2 separate regions of the Homo sapiens genome follow, and region 1 is linked to region 2. A link is a contact called in ENCODE Hi-C or POLR2A ChIA-PET data. All regions are on one chromosome and are shown on one strand. The core of a region is the stretch at or near the end of the contact, and the rest is flanking DNA. Distances in the headings are between cores, read along the strand shown.

Evidence for each region. A loop is a pair of places that touch in the nucleus more often than their neighbours do. ChIA-PET counts read pairs that join two places held with the same protein, here RNA polymerase II (POLR2A). Pooled maps may share reads with other maps.
Region 1: a loop to region 2 is called in a pooled map, with 3 times the contacts of the local background. The contact joins the enhancer-like site here to the promoter of FARSB in region 2. A Hi-C loop is called at or near these places in 2 of 50 pooled maps. POLR2A ChIA-PET finds 5 or more read pairs at or near these places in 2 of 52 experiments (H1 and WTC11).

Annotation. Positions count from the first base shown.
Region 1 is chr2:223,097,964-223,104,675 of GRCh38, reverse strand. The region is part of intron 1 of LOC124907986 (a long non-coding RNA gene); the gene reads right to left. Among named protein-coding and RNA genes, the nearest start is that of KCNE4, 49 kb to the right of the region's middle. Within about 2 kb of position 4,460, at least 6 of the 41 ENCODE cell types and tissues checked have a DNase peak (open chromatin) inside an H3K27ac peak, as active enhancers do.
Region 2 is chr2:222,654,488-222,661,397 of GRCh38, reverse strand. FARSB (phenylalanyl-tRNA synthetase subunit beta) reads left to right here and starts at 5,306. Exons shown (of 17, transcript NM_005687.5): 1 at 5,306-5,382. The coding sequence starts at 5,325. LOC124907985 (a long non-coding RNA gene) reads right to left here and starts at 4,965. Exons shown (of 2, transcript XR_007088095.1): 1 at 4,887-4,965. RefSeq lists a silencer at 4,883-5,079 and an enhancer at 5,196-5,245.

The DNA.
Region 1 (6,712 bases), core at 3,211-5,710, 440 kb before region 2:
ATTCTTAGATTTGAAAGAGATTATCTATCACACAGAAATATTCCACCTAGAACAAATGCTCAAAGAGGTGGCACCGTGTCACGTCCCTTCTGAGATGCAGTTAGATTGACCTCCGCGGGTTTCATCATCATGTTGGTCTGTCCCTCTCTCCCTCACCACCCGCAGCAAAACCAATTTGTGGTTCCACTGAAGCAGAGAAAAATCAAGAACCACAGGCTGCCTCACTTAGTGGTAAACCGTAAAAGGCCTCAGAAACCATTGCTTCTAAATCAATATAAAAGCATTTCTACACTTCCATTACCCTCAGGAAATTGAACTTGGTGGAGAGCTCTTCCATTTAATGAAATTTACCCCTTTTACAACCAAAACTTGTTTTTTGTAAATTAAGACACTTGGAACACTTTCTAGAATGTGTTATGTACTTCCATACCTTTTAAAACAGCAAACAGTGGACCAGCATGCAGTCTTTTCCTGATGATACAGGGCTTACCAACAACAGTCACATGATACAGGTTCTTTTTGGCCTCAAGCTGAATGACTTGGACTGTTATAGATTTGGAATCCTTGTGGCTTCTCTGATTCTGCCCATGTTAGACTGCCTCATTGCTCCTCACTTCTGGGTCCTGCTTGGTGTGGCTACTTCTTGCCTTATAACACTCCCTATCTGCTGCGGGTTTGAAAACCAAATAGCAAAACTACTGAGGGCATTTGACTCTTACTTTACACACAACTCTAAATAAAAGACGTGCTTCTGAGTCCATCTCAGAATCTTCAGCATATATTATGTGACACTTTGTTTCTTCAGAGTTCCCTTGTACTCAGTTCCCAGTTTTCTTTGCTCCACGTAGGTGAAGCTGTTGGACAACTGAGTTCCAAATGAATTATGTGGTTAGTTACAATACTCTCATCATCTATTAGTTAGGATTTGCATTTGCAGGTGACCCAAGACCAAATCAAACTGGCTTAAGCTCATAGAGTTGAGAAATCCATCACTTCGGGCACAGCCAGGTCCAGGTATTCAAGCAATATTGTCAAAGTGTCATTTCTCAACATCGTGGGCTCTACCATGTTGCCTTTGGTCTAGGCAAAGGTGGTCACTAGCATCGACGGCCTTTTATTCTACCAGCTTAGCAATTACAACAAAAACTGAGTATCTTTTCTTCTGTAGTCAAGCAAAAATCTCGGCACTGATCTTTATTAGCCTAAGTTGGATCACATAACATGAACCAATTACAGTGACGAAATGGGGTTAAAGTTTATGGAAGGTGATTGTTTTGGATTAGTCTTCTTCACTAGGCCCCAGCAGACCAGACGAAACCAGAATGGAGTCACTTGTGCTAACTGCCACGTAAGAAAAACGAACTTTGAAATGGGCTGGTTTTCAACTAAAAAAAAAAACAATTGGAGATTCTAGTCAACCTGAGTCAGTGTAATAAGGAAGTTCGCTCTGCTTTAACCCTACAAGGGAAGTAACTTTGAAACAACCAGTCCTCTTTTTGATACCTGTTTCTGCTTTTCTTCACCCCTTTTCTGTCTGTAAAGCCAACCTCCTCTGCTCAGCTCATCAGAACACTAATTCTATTTTATAAGATGATGTGTTGCCCCCAGTGCTAGAATCACAAATAAAAACCAATTAAGATTTTTAAAGTAAACATGTTGTAATTTTGCCTTTTGACAATGGCCAAGCTTTGACCATGCACTCAACCTTGGAGTTCAAGCCAACCAAAACTACACAGATTGAGAAAAGGTAAAGCTAAGGTTAATTCCTTAAGATGAAATCAAAGTGCCATTAGCAGAGAAAGAGAGACTGATGCTGTGCAGGAAAAAACAACAGATGTCAACTGAAGTTCATCTTAATCTATCTTTGTGGAGGTTTAAATACAAGGCAATTTTTGAATAATCATTCTGCTGTAGAGTCATTCCTGTTAGTAACACTTCTAAAATTTTTCATATGCAGGAAGATAAACTTGGCACGAAAACCATCCGATACACCTCTAACATTAGGCCTTTTTAAGTAGAACATATTTCTGTTTCCTGATTGCAACATGTTTCTATCATCACCCTCAAAATAATTTTCACACTTTTTCTCTCACTTGAAATAAAAATTTCAGTGTGAAATTTCTCTCCCGTCTTCAATGTCATTATGTTAGCAGTTTCTCAGTCTTTGTAAGTCTTTCTGGAACACCATTTTCTCCTCAAACAGGAAGTATGAGAGCCAAAAATAATCTTTCCTTTTAGCCTAGTAGCTCTCCAGTAACTGTTGTTGGAAGCTTTAATAAAAGACAGTATTAGCAGCCAGGTCACTCTAAACTGGTACCACACAGAAGGCACCTTTTAATGTTTTTTTAATGTCAATCTCTCAGACAGATGTCCTTCAGCCTGTGCGGAAACTGTATTTCCACAGGGAGTAGGCGTGGCTCTGCCACTGGCATCAAACAGGGTGCTGCAGGATGTAGCTGACAGGCTCACATGGTGAGAATCAGCCAGGCACCGCCATGCACATGGTGTCCACCACCTTCCTAAATCCTGCAGTGCAGTAGGGGCCAGGGAATGTATCTGTTCTCTATTCAAAGGCCACAAAGCCAAGAACTCCTAAAGTTCTTGCATCAGAATCACCAGTCTCTAACTCAGCTGGGCATTCTGTCTTGACCATACCTGGCAAGGAATCGCAGCATCTTTTGGAAATTCATCTCCCTGTGGTTCACAGTAAGGAGACTGGGGTTTGAAACTTGATCCTGCCACTTACCAGCAGAGGGTGTCATTCCCACTCACCTCCACAGGATCCTACACTCCTTATTGACCACAGCCTCTGCTTTCTTTTAGGGCTCTTCCCCTCCCCCACCAAGCATATGGTCTGGGCAGGGCTCTCCCCAAGCCTAAGCCAATCAGCACACCTGCATCGAACCGGCCACAGGGACTGTTTCTGGGAGAGATCCTGGTATAAAGCAGTCAGGTCTGAGCAAGTCAGAATATTTTGCAAGAGCTACTCGAAAAAGCATGCTATTTCCTGCTGGATTTGAATCTGTAGCTGATGCTGGAGACCAACTTGTCACAGTTTGACTGGGACTTTGTTGGCTTTAAAACTGAAAGTCCCATGTCTGGGGAACCCCCTAACTCCTGGGCAAACTAGAGCAGTTGGTCAGCCCCAGGTGATGTGAGGGCTGGAGTTGCTGCAGCCACATGGTTAGCACTGGAAATCTGACAATGAAACCAGCACAAAGGAAACAGAGCTGATAGGTGGAGAGAAGAAGCCAGTTCCTGGTCACATCTTCAAACTCCTTGTTCTCTTTTTTGCTTAACCCAGGTTAAGCTGGATTTCCTGACACTTGTAACAAAATGTGTGCTCACCAGTAGATCAGTTGTGTGATATTGCACAAGTCTCTTAATCTCGCTGAGCCTCAGTTACTGCCTCTGTAAAACTGGAATAATACTTTCTGAAGATTAAATGAGAACAGTATCAAGTCTCTGCTTCAAGGCCCAGCATGAAGAAACTGCCCAGTAAGTTCTGTTTCCTTCCACTTTATAAGCTAGAGCACTGATAAACTCTAGACAGTGAGGGCTGGAAAGGAAATAGAGATGCACTTGCTCTGATTGCTCATTATATAGATAAGGGAAACTGAGGCACTGTTGAAAAGTGACTTAACTGAAGCTTTTCAGCAAGTGACAAGGTCAGAACTAGAAACAGGCCCGCTGAGTTTGGACTAGTGCTCTTTCTACCACATCATGAACCGAAATCTGGTTTCCTCTTCTGGGAATACCAGTCTGTTGATGCACAGAGGATGAATCTTTCACAAGCCAAGGAGATGCCACTCAAATGTGATGATAGTGGCACATCTGGGGCAGAGCCAGCAGCTTGACCAGAGCAACAAGAGCTCGCCTGCCCGATCTGTGTCACTGGCATCGGTCCAGTGTCCTCATGGTATTCCACCAATACCAACATGGTGTTGGTATCAATAACCAATTTGTCATTGCAAGATTCAGAAGCTAACTTTAGACTTTGCTTTCTTCTCAGGCAAGTAAAATTCATTGGCAAAATGAGGCTCCCAGCTGTATTTATAAATGTCTTTCCCAAAGCAAATGAGACTAGGGGGAGGAAAAAGAAATAAAGAGGAGAGAATGTGAAAATCCTACACCAAGCTGGATTGGGAGTGGGGGTGGGGAAGTCACCTGAGGCAGATGCTCCAGTGCTTAGCTGGTCTGCTATCTCCTTCCCAGTTAGGAAGCATAGCCAGGAGCTTACCAGGGCATGGGGAGGTGGAGCCACCTCTCTGCTCTACTGGTGATTTATTTGCTATGTCCACAGCCTCCTCTGTTACAAACTGGACTGGTTTTACTCTAAGCTGACTTGAGATCATAAAAGGAATATTCTCCTTGACTGCCACATGTTTGGGAGGGAGACTGGGACTGAGTGGCCAAATGATTCCCCCAGAACTACTGGGCGTGAGGCCAGCTGCTTCAAAAACTCTTGGAGGAATGTACAGTACTGAAATGAAAAAAAATGTTCCTCTCTGTAGACTAGTGCTGTGGTCACTGTGTGTCCAGAGCCAGAGCGGGTGCTTATGCCGGTGATGCACCTAAATGTGCCTAGAAGGCTCTCGAGGGCATTTCACAAGACGATGTGTCTGGAACATTACACATGTAGATAAATGTAAGTTTCGTGTGTTTAAGCTTTCATTTCACCACATTTCTCAACCCTACAAGATCTGAACCAATTGAGAGGTAGAAAGAAGAATAAGATCATAGTCCAAGTTTTGGCTTTATCATTGATAAAGCAGGATTTGATGTCATAGCTTAAGCCCAAAGGCAAAAGAAAGTCCCTTCTCCTCATCCTCCACCTAGCTAAGCCTCCTGACCCAGGGAGGGGCGGGACAGCTGGGGACTTGGCTGCCCTTGCTCTCACCCTGTAAGGCACAGATCTGCCTTGGTGAACTTTCTGTAAGGAGAAGGGATAAGAGGAGGCAAGTGGGCAGGTGGCTCTGAAGGAAAGAATCCAAAGGTCTGAGCATGATGGATGGCATGATCGCCTTTTCCCATCCCAGCAGCCAGATAAACCATGCCTTATCCCAGGGAAGGAAGAAGAGAGTCACGGGAGAAGTGCACAAGGAGTTTGCCCACTGCTTTGTCAAGCTCTTGAATGGCATTGTCCTTGGAGTTCAAAAAGCTGAACCACCTTACAGGTAAAACTGCCTCCTCATCAGTGTCCTAGTTTCTTCTGAAGATAAGCTCCCTAAAAAGGGCTCTCTAATGAAACCCCCTTATTCCAAAGTCCAAATGAAAGCAAAGGGTTTTACAGCAAACCTCTCATACCATTTCATATGCCTCTGCCACATTCTTTAATTTTTGTGAGTTCAAAATAAACAAACAAAAAACTTAATTTGAAAAACTTAAAGATTAGCAGCCTTGTTTCAAACTACCCAATGGCCAGCCCAACCCAGACACCAAGAATCACAGGAGAGGCCGATGAACTCAGTCATTGAGACCCCTGTTGGGCCTAGTTCAGGCACAGACTCAGGGAAACTATGGGGCTTAATTAAGCTTCGGAGCCCCTCACCCACTCATGCAGGGAGGATCTAGCAATGTATTCACATGGTGGTAGATTGTTGTAACATTTGCAGAGGTAAGCTAATTTAACCCCAATGTGTTAATACCATTGATTATTTCCTCTCCACTCCAATGTTTCCTCTGTCACACTTCCCTTCACATTGGATAGCACTGGAGTAGCCAAAGAAATTTTGGGATTTGGCTAAGGAAAAATAGATTTAGTAATACACTGGTTTCGGTTTAGCAATAATATATGCATGTACTTTATAGTCACTTTTGTATGTAGTTGTTATTGTTAACTGCTGTAGAGTAGAAATAACTTTCAGAAGTATTTTTAAGTTCTTTTTAATTGGAATTTTTATTGAGATAATAGTAGTTGTAAGAAATATACAGAGATTCCTTGTGCACTTTTCCAGCTTCCCTAGTGATAACATGTTGCAAAACAATCGCTCAATATCACAACCAGATATTAATTTTGACCAAATTCATTTACATTGAGATTTTCCAGTTTTACTTTGTGTGTGTGTGTGTGTGTGCGTGTGTGTTGAGTGCCATCAATTTTTGTCACCCGTGTAGAGAGGTGTACCTATTACCACAGCCAACTTGCTGCACAATCTAACACCACGCCACCCTCTAGAACAACACCGGATTCCCTCCCCCTAGCTTCCCCTCTCCTTAACCCCAGGCAACCATTAATATGCTCTTCATCTCTAAAATTTTGTCACTTCAAAAATGTTATATAAATGAAACCATACAGTATGTAATCTTTGGGTATTGGCTTTTTTTCAGCATAATTCCCATGACATTCACTCAAGTTGTGCGTATCAATAGTTTATTCTTTTTCATAGCTGAGTAGAGTTCCATGGTGTGGATGTAGCACCGTTTATTTAGTCATAGACCTATTGAGGGGCATCTGAGCTCGTTCCAGCTGCTACAAACATTCACGTGCTGGCTTTTGTGTGAACACATGTTTTCATTTCTCTGGGATAAATATAAAAGGCTGCAATTGTTGGGTTGTACGGTAGCCACATGTTCTGGTTTTTTTCAGAAAAGAAAAAACAACCTGCCAAGCTGTTTTCCAGAGTGTCTGTACCCTTTGGCATTCCCACCAGCAATGTGTGAGTGTGCCAGTTCCTCTGCATCCTCACCATCATTTTTGGTGTTGTCACTA
Region 2 (6,910 bases), core at 4,057-6,556:
TTCCAGAACTTGAAAAAATCTTAAAGTTCATCTAGAAAAATCAACATGAGATAAAAGTCATGGAAGTTTTGAAAAAGAAGGCATTGAAGGTACACTAACTTACTAACTTTTCCAACTATTAAAATGTATTATAGTACTATAGTAATTGAAAAAGCTTCGTACAGGCAATGGAACACACAGTTCAGGAATAAACCTAAATATATAGATATATATATGGAAATTTAATAAAGAATGTATTTCAAATCCATGAGTAAAAAGAAGCTTATTTAATAAATAATGTATTAACTGAATTGTTTAAAAACAAACATAAAGCTGGTTCATTCACTCACTCCAAAACCAAAACAAATTTCAGAAAGATCTGAGATTTAAATGCAAAAGAAAAATAAAAACCCATTCAAGTACTCTGAGAAACATACTTAAAAAAAAAAATCTTGGGATTAAGAAAGACCTTTTAAAACATAACCTAAACCCCATAATCTATAAAGGAAAAGAATAATAAATTAGACTAAAGTTTTTAAAAAGCCCTTTATCCAGGCCGGGTGCGGTGGCTCACACCTGTAATCCTAGCACTTTGGGAGGCCAAGACAGGTGATTCACCTGAGGTCAGGAGTTCGAGACCAGCCTGGCCAACCCCATCTCCACTAAAAATACAAAAATTAGCTGGGCGTGGTGGCAGGTGCCTGTAATCCCAGCTACTCAGGAGGCTGAGGCAGGAGAATCACTTGAACCCAGGAGGTAGAGGTTGCAGTGAGCCAAGATGGGCCATTGCACTCCAGCCTGGGCTACGAGTGAAACTCCATCTCAAAAGGAAAAAAAAAAAAGCCCTTTATGAAGAAAAAGAACACCTTAAAGCGAAATCAACTGTCAAGTATTCCTATTGTGTTTCTGCTCAGCCATCTGCCACCCAGCATTCGTCTCCCCACCCCTGAAATAGAGTGCCACACTCAACTGTTGTTTCCCACCTTCATCTTTTCTTTCTTAAAATACATCCACAAAGGTATACCAGATAAAATAGAACACTACCAATACTTTTGAAACCCTTTGGGTAGTGTGTTGGTTAATTTTATGTACCAACTTGACTGGGCTAATGGGTACCCAGGTAGCTGGTTAAACATTATGTCTGGGTGTGTGAGGGCATTCCTGGAAGAGATTAGCATTTGTTTTTATTTTTTTGAGATGGAGTCTTGCTCTGTTGCCCAGGCTGGAGTGCAGTGGTGCAACCTTGGCTCACTGCAACCTCCGCCTCCTGGGTTCAAGCAATTCCTCTACCTCAGCCTCCCAAGCTGGGACTACAGGCGTGCACCACCATGCCCAGCTAATTTTTGTATTTTTAGTAGAGACGGGGTTTTGCTATGTTAGCCAGGTTGGTCTCAAACTTCTGACCTCAAGTGATCTGCCTGCCTCAGTCTCCCAAAGTGCTAGGATTACAGGCGTGAGCCACCACACCCAGCCAAGATTAGCATTTGAATGGATAGACTGAGTAAAGCAAATGGCCCTCCCCAATGTGGGTAGGTATTATCCAATCCATGGTGGGCCTGAAGAGAATAAAAAGGGGGAGGAAGGCTGCATTCACTCTCTGTCTGAATACTTGAGCTGGGCCATAGATCTTTCCCTGCTCTCAGTTCTCCCTGCTTTCAGGCCTTGAGACAGCATCTGTACCACCACCTCTTCAGCTCTCAGGGCTTCAAACTACTTCACTCATTTTCATGGGTCTCCAGCTTGCAGATGGTAGATTGTGGGACTTCTCAGTTTCCATAATGATGTGAGACAATACTTTATAATAAATATCTGTCTACTTGTTTCCTATTTATTTATCTGGAGGACTCTGAGTAATACAGGTATTCCAACACTCCAGGCTGCAGCCCTGCCAACTCACTCAGAACTCACTGGTCTCATATTTTGTGTTTGTCATCCTCTGCTTTTACTACAGGCTTACCATTCTATTTATGTATGCCTAACAATATACTCTTTAGGTTAGCCTGGTTTTTAGTGTTTATATTAATGGCATCAAGGATACATATTCTTCTGTGATTTACATTTTTCCCTCAAAATTACAACGTAAGATTTATCCAAGTTGATACATGCAGGTGTAGTTCATTTGTTTACATAACTGTATGGTGTTTCACTGTATACATTTATCATAACTGTCTACCCATTCTAGTACTGACAAACATTGGGTTGTTCCTAGATTTCTGTTATAATGAACAATGTAACCATGAAAATTCTTATTTGAGTCTTCTGGTGCACATGGGTAAGAGTTTCTCTGGGGGAATATTCCTAGCAGTGCAATTGCTGGGTAGTAGGATATGGACATGCCCCATTTTTCTAGGTAAGGCCATATTTTCCAAAGAGGTTATATCAATTTATACTCCCAAATTCTTGCCAAGATCTGATTTTTTTCAGACTTTAAGACTTCTAGCAGTCTCCTAGGTATAAACATGTATGTCCTTATAATTTTTATTTGCATCTCCTTAATTTCTGCTGAGCTGAGAGTTTTTCCATGCCTTTTGTCCAGCTCGTCTTTCCTTCCTAGGAAATGCTGCCACCTCATTCCTGCTTTCAGTCTGGCCCCAAAGTTAGATGAAAGAAGCATGTACCTACATTTTGTGATATACGATCTCATCATTTTCCATGTACCTTTCCTTTCAGTTAGCTAATGCCATTTGTGATGAGCCCTAGTGGCCTAGTTTCCTCTTTTCCATTAGAATCTTCTAACAGTTTAGCTTCTCACAGAGAAGGGACAGAGTACCTGTAACATGTGCAATGATAAAAAGTAGGATAGGTCAGTTGGGGGATGTGAGAGATGGGAACAAAATGCCCCTTGGTGGTCTGAGACTAGCAGAAAACTAACTAGGAGGATTAAAAAAAATGACAGTTGCCCCATTTCCAGGACCTCTGACATGATAAGAACTATACTAGTTATTTATGAGTATTATTTCAAATTCTTACAATAATTCTTTTTTAGTTTTTAAGACAAGGTCTCACTTTGTCACCCAGGCTGGAGTGCTGTGGCGCGATCACAGCTCACCACAGCCTCAACCTCCCGGGCTCAAGTGATCCGCGTAGATGGGATCATAGGTGTGTTGCCGCCATGCCTGGCTAATTTTTCTTTTTGTTTAGAGATGGGGTCCAACTCTGTTGCCCACGCTGGTTTTGAAATCCTGGGCTCAAGTAATCCTCCCACCTCGGCCTCCCAAAGTGCTGGAATTACAGATATGGGACACAATAATTCTTTAAGGTGTATATTATTATCCCTATTTTATGGATGAGGAAACTGAGGTTCAGAGGCCACAGAACACTTTGGAGTGCCCAAAGCAGAGCAGGTCAGCAGGAAGTCCTTTGGTTATTTATTATTACTATTTTGTTGTTGTTGTTGTTATTGCTTTTAAGACAGAGTCTTGCTCTGTCACCCAGGCTGGAGTGCAGTGGCGTGATCTTGGCTCACTGCAACCTCTGCCTCCTGGGTTAAAGTGATTCTCAGTCCTCAGCCTCCCCAGTAGCTGGGATTACAAGTGCCCACCACCACACCCAGCTAATTTTTGTAATTTTAGTAGAGATGGGGTTTTATCATGTTGGCCAGGCTGGTTTCCAACTCTTGACCTCAAGTGATCTGCCCACTTCAGCCTCCCAAAGTGTTGGTATTACAAGTGTGAGCCATCATGCCTGGCACTAGTCCTTTGCTTATTAATTGAGCAGAAAGCACCAATTTTAGGTGGAAAGCTGTATTTTGCATTGGGGATGTTTGCCATTTATGGGGTGTTGCCAATCTGTTATGTTGGTCACTGGGAAGGGACTGCCTTCCCATGGAGGGGAGCTAATACTGTATAGTGAAAAACTGCTTGATTAATAGTTAGGGTGGCTTACATCTGGCTCAGCTTTTCTCCCCTCATGTGAAGGACTTTGGAAGAAGCCCTCACTCACTGTACAGTAGAAAGGATTAGGGCAAGGCTCCCCCTGGAACTGCCAGTTTGTGCCTTAGTTTCATTACCTGTAAAACAGGGATAATGGTACCTATCTTGATGTATTAGTTTCCCTTGGCTGCTGAAACAAATTACCACGAACTTGCTGACTTAAACCATAAATTTATGCTCTCACAGTTCTGGAGGCCAGAAACCCAAAATCAGTTTCACTGGGCCCAAATCAGCATGCATTATAGGGCTGCCCCATGGGCTGGGCGTGAATCTGTCCTTGTCTCTGTTTATTTCAGGGATACATGTGCAGGATGTGAAGGTTTGTTACATAGGTAAATGTATGCCATGGTGGTTTGCTGCCCAGATCATCCCATCACCTAAGTATTAAGCCCAGCATCTATTAGCTATTCTTGATGCTCCCCGCTCCTCCACCCCCTCACCCCCAGTGTGTGCTTGTCTCTTTGTTTCTGGTGGCTGCTGGCATCCTTGGGTTGTGGCTGCCATACTCCAATCTCTGCCACCGTGGCTAAATCGTCTCTCTCAACCTCCCTTTTATGATTTGATGAGGATACTGTGATTCCATTTAGTGTTCGTCTTTCGAATCCAGGATAATCTTCATCTCAAAATCCTTAACTTAACCTGCAAAGACGCTGTTTCCATATAAAGTTACATTTAGAGGTTGCAGGGATTAGGGTCTGATATTATTGGGGGCCGTTATTCAGCCTATTACACTCAGGGTTGTTTTAAGGAGGAAATTTAATGCTGGCAGAGGGCTGAGCACAGCCCACTGACAGCAGAGAGCACTGAGCAAATAGACAAAAAAAGAGGTCTCTTACAATGCCTCCCTTATAGGGCTGCCGTAAAGTTCAAACAAAGCACAGGTATATCACTTATACGAGTAGAGGAGAGATTAAAGAATGAAGTAAAAACTGAGGTCTGTTAACAGCCCCTCTCCCGCCGCCAGGATTTGCACACCTTTCTCTGCAGGAAGCCTTGAACCCTCTCCACTCGCATTTCCACCACCTCCAGGCAAGATCTCCCACGTGGAGGCCCCACCCCCTCCCTGACGCGCCCCACTCTCGCCCCGCCCACCTGGTGGGCGTCCCCGGCCGTTAGCGCCCTGGAAGCATCCGGGACTTCAGGGTCAGTACATTACAATGCCTGACAAATCCTAGCCAGTTCTATCAAATTATATCTTTCTTACAGGCTTTTAAGCTATTAGTCTCATAAAGATACATTTAATCAGCGAGGTAATGGCATGATGAGTGTTTTTAGGTTAAAAAGAGAACAGGAACTGTTGCCAGCAGAATGGCGATATTCAAGACAACACGCACAAGAAGAGGCGGGTCCTACGCGCTTCGCTAGGGAAGCCCGGGTCAGCTCGCTGCGCAGGCGCAGTGAGTTCGACACACCATGCCGACTGTCAGCGTGAAGCGTGATCTGCTCTTCCAAGCCCTGGGCCGCACCTACAGTGAGTGGCGGCCCTATACGTTGGGCCCTACGCCTCTTCTCGGAGGCAGGGCCTCCCTCCAAAAGGGCAATGTGGCGACATTCATGCCTTCCTGAAGGTTTTGGCTCCGGGAGGCCGGGGTTTACGCGGGAAGGCCGATGATGGTGGCGGTCCGGCTGGGCTGTGGTAGCCTCGGAACCGGCATCGCAGCGGTGCCACTGCTTGTGCCCGGCTTGCCGTGTCATTCATTCAGCGATCTGCCATCGAGTGCCTACAGCGTGCCTGGCACCGACATCCAAGCCAGGGGATAGAACAGGAAGGAAACCCGGGGTTGCATCCCGAGCGTAGCCAGTTAATTGCAATAGCAGCGCTGTGGGAACTCAGTTTATAAGGGGGTAGGAGGAGAGATTTGTGCAGCGGGGTGGAGAACGGCATTCCACCTGTCTTCGTTTTATTAATGTTTCCTGAGCGCCTGTTATGTGTCAGGCACTGTTCTAAGAGCTTAGGACTAGAGCTGTGCACACGACACGTCAGGTCCACGTTCTGTCTGATGGAGGCAGACAATTAACCAGCACGTTAATAAAATGATTTCGGATAATGTTAAATGCCATCAAGGAAAGAAAAGGTGTTGTGCCAAGAACAACTTTAGATAGGGTGGTAACATTTGATCTGAGACCTGAATGGGGAGTATTAAATGGGTGTAGACTTCATTCTACATTTCATCTTTTAATCAGTTCTAAAAACACAACCATTGAAAAAAAGGAGGGAGATATTAAATGCAGTTATCAGTTACCTCACAGCCGTAGCAGCTGCCCCACCCTATTTTTTTTTTTATTTTTATTTTTTGAGACGGAGTCTGCACTCCCAGGCTGGAGTGCAGTGGCGCGATCTCGGCTGACAGCAACCTCCGTCTCCCTGTTCAAGCAATTTTCTGCCTCAGCCTCCCGAGTAGCTGGGATTACAGGCGTCCGCCATCGCGCCCGAGTAATTTTTTTGTATTTTTAGAGAGACCAGGTTTCACCATCTTGGCCAGGCTGGTCTTAAACTCCTGACCTCGTGATCCACCTGCCGCGGCCTCCCAAAATGCTGGGATTACAGGCGTGAGCCACCGCGCCCGGCCCCCACCCCATAATTTTTAGCTTGTATAAAGGCTGGACCAACTGGTTCGTGAGAGCTGTTTTTTTTGTTTTTAGGGCTCAGTGTGTTAACAAAGGCCTAATTGGTTTAATGACAGCCACCGCTTCCCAGAATAAGATTACTGTTACAGTGAAAATAAAGCTGGCTTTTAAGAATCTTTCCTAAGTGTGTACTTTTAGATAGTACCTATTCTCTATGTGATATTCTTCGTAAGTTCTGCCATAAGTCCCTGAAAGTAAAGGAAATACAAGGGTATTGTATTACTCTTACCCTTTGTACTTGGCTCTAATCGCCTAATCGCTTTATTTTATAATGAGCTTATTTATATTTCTTACCTGCCCTTCTAAACCATATTCTCACTAATGGGATGTGGTACAGGTTAATAATTCCTTATCCAAAATGCTTGAGACCA